Linked DNA regions of Homo sapiens: region 2 is linked to region 1. Evidence: read pairs that join two places in POLR2A ChIA-PET (ENCODE). Cell type or tissue: A673. All regions are shown on one strand. Region 1 overlaps LYVE1 (lymphatic vessel endothelial hyaluronan receptor 1). Region 2 has its middle 38 kb from the start of WEE1.

Region 1 (2,500 bases):
GGCTGACCACATAACTCTTCCAACAAAAACAAAGAACCAAAAATCAAATAAAGCATATAAATTTTCCCCAGATGTCAATTTTTTTTAATTTCTTGATTTTCAAAGGACAGTCATTGACTGATGGCTGGACGACATGCATGTCCTGAAATAGAAAAGATTGGGCTGAAGGGAAAGAGATGAGATGAGGGAGAAATTTATATCAGAGGACTGCTATCTCCATTTTGATCAGCAAAATGCCAACAGTGACCCTGAAAAAGCACAGGATAGAAACATGACAAAGATTACAAGACTAGCAGTGCACCAACAACCCTACCTTTTGACATAGCAAAATCCAAGACCAGCTGCAGCACCAAAGAAGAGGAGAGCAAGCACTAGCAGAGCCGTGGGGACACCTGCAAGGAACAGAGACAAGGCCTGTTGGTCCTTCACTTAAACATTGTGTGTAATGCTCATTGCATGATCCAGGTGATTGAGACAGTAGACAGTACAGGAGAAAAACCTTCTCTGTAGCCCTTTATGATATTGGGCCCACACCAGCTTCTTTGCTTCATGCTTGTAGAATCATTGGCCTTGCTTCTCACACTCTCAATTCTATCAGTTGCAATATGACAGAGTTCATTTCTCCTCCATGGCCTTGAGACCTACTCTAGTCAACAAGCCTGCCTGAGAAAGAGATGACTAGAATAAAGTCATAGGCCTTTAGGGTATATATTTTAAAAAGAACTTATGCATAGGAACAGATAGTGATTTATTTTTAAAAGTCTTGAGTTTTCAACAGTGAAATTCTTTTATACTTACACTTTTTAGCTTAATCACTAAGGTTCTTTACAGCTCTCAGATTCTATGACTTCATGAAAGTTGAGTTTGTGTTAAGCTTTTATTAGTATTTGACAGGTCCTGAGCGCCTCATCTAAAGACAGGCAGGATTCTATGAATTATCTGTTATACATGAACATACATACACACGTAACATAGACACAGAAACCATTTACCTCCAAACCCAGCAGCTTCATTCTTGAATGCTGCTTTATTTTCAACAAATGGTTCAGTTTCTGTAGACATGGTGCTAGTTTCCATAAAAACTTCTGTGACACAAATCAATTTTTTTCTCCGTGGAATAGAAGTGGAAGCTGGAGCAGGAGGAGTAGTAGTAGGGGCAGGTATTGTAGAGTAAGGGGATGCCACCGAGTAGGTACTGTCACTGACAATAAATTCTGTTGTTTGTGTTGCAGTTTGAGTGTTGAATATGGGATCTTTGGTGGTGATAATTTCTGGAATGCACGAGTTAGTCCAAGTATCTGTTGGGATAGGGAAACATGGAATAAAAGTATTGCAACAGCCTCCTAACTGTTCTTCTTGCCTCTAGTCTTACTACCTCCAAACCCCTTATACCGCAGCTGGAATGGTCTTTAAAAAGCAAATCTAACCATATCACTTTCTTCCTTAGAAGCCTTCAGTGGCTATCTTTGTTGTATGGCCTACAAGGCCTTCTGTGATTTGGCCCCTGCTAACATGCCAGCCTCATCTGCTCTTTTTCTCTCATTGCCCCTGCCATACTGAAATTACTTGAAATTCCTTGATACACTTTATCTTACATCCAAGCCTTGCACCACGATGCTTTATTCACCTTTATGACTCTTTGCCTCTCTTTATTTAGCTTACTCTGACTCATCCCTCAGGTCTCAGATTGACCCTGTCTTTCTCAGGCAGACTTGTTGACTTGATTGGCATATGTTCTTGTACTTCCTTGTCACAGTTCTCATTACACTGTTCCCCACTGGACTGCAAGCTCTCTGGCAGCAGAAACCCCGTCTGTCTTGGTCAGCATGGTATGAGCACTGTGTGTGGTACATAGCACATGCTCAATAACTATTTGATGAATAGGGAAGGAAGGAAAAGGGAAAGGAAGGAAAGTATAGATTGGAAGACCAAATATACACATGTGGTGTCACTTCAGGACAAAGATATGCTAAGACCTGATATTTCTGGGCTCATTAAAAAAAGAAGTGAACAAAAAGGGACCAGGAGAGGGATAAGGGTTTGCTTTCCAATCTGTTGCATGTGCTAGAGAGGAAACACTTGTTAAAGCATCTTAATCTGAGTTGACCATGGCAGTAAGTGTTTAAATAGGTATCTCATTGAACAATATTACTAAACCCTTGTTTACACAGGAGGAAACTGAAGTTTAGAGAAATTGAATAACTCGCCCAAAGTCACAGAGCTAGTAAATGGCAGAGCCATGCAATATATTATAATATAAATTTGCATCTATTTTAAGTCCCTAATTATTTGTGGCAGTGGGTAGCATCAGCTGGGGTTGGGGGGTGGGCTAGCAGAGGGATAGCATTAGAAGAAATACCTAACGTAGGTGACGGGTTGATGGGTGCAGCAAACCACCATGGCACATGTATACCTATGTAACAAACCTGCACATTTTGCACGTGTATCCCAGAACTTAAAGTATAATAAAAATAAAATAATAAAATAAAATTATCTCTGG
Region 2 (2,500 bases), 1.0 Mb before region 1:
TCCTAAGCAAGTAGCTACAGATAAAAAGTTAAGTATCTCCACAGAGCTACTCTATGTTCACCTTAGCTGCTACAAAGATGAATATATAATTGACTATTCCCCTACCTGCTCCTTTTCTCTTGCAACATGTGGATTCAGTCATGTGACCATACCCTCCGTCTTTCCCCTCCAGCCTGCTTTTCCCACTTTTAAATATTGAAGCCCTCAAAACCATATTTGGAGAAAGGCACAGACCTGTCTCCCAAGTGCACGTCCTTAACGCTGGCAACATAAATTTCTAAATTAATTGTTACCTATCTCAGATACTTTTTGGTTTACACCTCTTGAAATATTGAAGTTCCCCAAATCCTCTTTGGAAAAACACGGGTCACAGATCGTATTGTGACTTGGGTTTCTTTTTCCCAGGCACGTCCTCAGCCTTGGCAAAATAAACTTTGAATCAGTTGAGATCTGCCATGGTCATGTTTTGGTTTACAAGATGAAAGAAAATGAGATTCCAGCTCTAATGTCAATTCCAGATTTCTTCCCACTTTGCCTCACTGCTGCAGGGGTTCCCTGGCACGCACAGGTCACAGCACACAGAAGCCCCCCACAAGCCTAATCACTAATCTGCCCCAAAGCCCCCCAGCCTAGGAAAGGGATGTGGAAAACAGCTCTAATCTGGGTGCAGACTCAGTGCCAGTGCCCTTCACACAAATTCTGCAAATTCTAAAGAAAACCCAAAGTGGTAAAAAAAAAAAAAAAAAAAATCTCTGCTGCCCCAAGGGGTTTGGCTTATCTTTTTAAATAGGAAATCTTTACTCCAAGCCAGTGACAGGGCTTTTGTGCTGATGAGGGCCCTAGGAGCACAGTAGGTCCCGCTTGAGGGCAGCTCCCACACTCACCTGATGTTTTATTCAGCTAAAACTCATTAGGCATGTTTCCCCACTGCCTTAGGGCTTTTCTAATATCCTGAAATTGCTTCATGTTCTTTTAACCGAAAAAGCAGGGGCAACAGAAAAATGGGAGCGCTTCTTTTTTTTTTTACAAAGGTGGGCTTCACTGTTGGAAAGCTGGTGGAACCTTTGGGTATTTCAAAGCCAAAAAGAAAAGCAGCTGGTTAATGAATTAAAGGCAGGATGGTGGGCCTTGGGGTCCACCACCAGCAGGAGGCGCTGTGGAGGTCCAGGGAGCAATCCATCTGCTTGCTTCACCATTTCCTTCTGGGACAAATGAGCCAGCTGTGCCTTGATGGGGGCAGTCAAAACAAGGCAAGTGATGAGAAGAACCCTGACAGCCTCAGGCCATTGGGACATCACTAAAGAGGAAATGCCCTCACCAGACTAGTTTTGTCTCCTTGCACAATCTGGCAGCCTCTTTTGGTTTTATAGCCAGTGTTGACCAAGATGATACTTCCAGGAGTAGCTCAGATTTGGCTTCCTGAGACGCCAGTTGCAATCCTGTGACAAGAAGGTGCTGAGAACTAATCATTCTCACACAGGCACTTCCAGGGCAAATCTCTGCCAGGCCTAAGGAGTCTCCGGCCCCAGCCACTCATTCCTAGCAACATTCCACACTCTTTGTTTTGTTTTTGAGATGGAGTCTCGCTGTGTTGCCCAGGCTGGAAGTGCAGTGGCACGATCTCGGCTCACTGTAACCTCTGCCTCCCAGGTTCCAGCAATTCTCCTGCCTCAGCCTCCTGAGTAGCTGGGAATACAGGCATGTGCCACCACGCCCAGCTAATTTTTGTATTATTCGTAGAGATGGGGCTTCACCGTGTTGGCCAGGCTGGTCTTGAACTCCTGACCTCAGGTGATCCACCTGCCTCAGCCTCCCAAAGTGCTGGGATTACAGGCATGAGCCACCAGTCCCGGTCTTTTTTTTTTTTTCTGTTTGTTTTTGAGATGGAGTTTCGCTCCTGTTGCCCAGGCTGGAGTACAGTGGCACGATCTCGGCTCACTGCAACCTCCGCCTCCTGGGTTCAAGCGATTCTCCTGCCTCAGCCTCCTGAGTAGCTAGGACTATAGGCGCCTGCCACCATGACCCCCTAATTTTTTGTATTTTTAGTAGAGACAGGGTTTCACCATGTTGGCTAGGCTGTCTCGAACTCCTGACCTCAGGTGATCCACCTGCCTCGGCCTCCCAAAGTGCTGGGATTACAGGCATGAGCCACTGCACCCGGCCCATTCCACACTCTTAAACCCAGTCTTAAGGTGAGGCCAGGCTGCTGCCGTATTTGCCGTTCTGCATGCCTTCTACAGTCTTAGGAGAAGGTCTACATGGTCACCTTCCTTCATCCCCACAGGGAAAGTCACTTGCTCATCCACAGGCAGAGCCCTGTCCAGGGCTCCAGTGTCAACCATGACTGGAGACAATAGGCTGTCAATAGATTCTATCCCAAGTTCTTGGACAAGAAATTTTGGAATAAATGCCAAACTTATAGGATAAATGCCAAATTCTTGTCCAAGAACTTGGGATAGAAGCCCCATTGCTGCCCTGCCCTTGGACCCAAGTCTAATAA

The links. Peaks named below come from ENCODE experiments on the same cell type or tissue, not always from the same donor. Only the 100,000 strongest peaks of a DNase experiment are listed, where the experiment ranks them.
Region 2: POLR2A ChIA-PET joins it to region 1 with 11 read pairs; 1 of 35 experiments calls an interaction of 5 or more read pairs at or near these places.

Annotation. Positions count from the first base shown.
Region 1 is chr11:10,559,503-10,562,002 of GRCh38, forward strand. It overlaps LYVE1 (lymphatic vessel endothelial hyaluronan receptor 1), which reads right to left. Exons shown (of 6, transcript NM_006691.4): 4 at 993-1,298; 5 at 314-392. All of the region lies in intron 1 of IRAG1-AS1 (IRAG1 antisense RNA 1), which reads left to right. Among named protein-coding and RNA genes, the nearest start is that of LYVE1, 7.9 kb to the right of the region's middle. In A673, no CTCF peak of the experiment used is centred here; no DNase peak of the experiment used is centred here; H3K27ac peaks cover 1,084 bases.
Region 2 is chr11:9,534,135-9,536,634 of GRCh38, forward strand. No RefSeq gene overlaps it. Among named protein-coding and RNA genes, the nearest start is that of WEE1, 38 kb to the right of the region's middle. In A673, a CTCF peak has its summit at 1,143 (motif pointing right); a DNase peak (open chromatin) is centred at 1,157.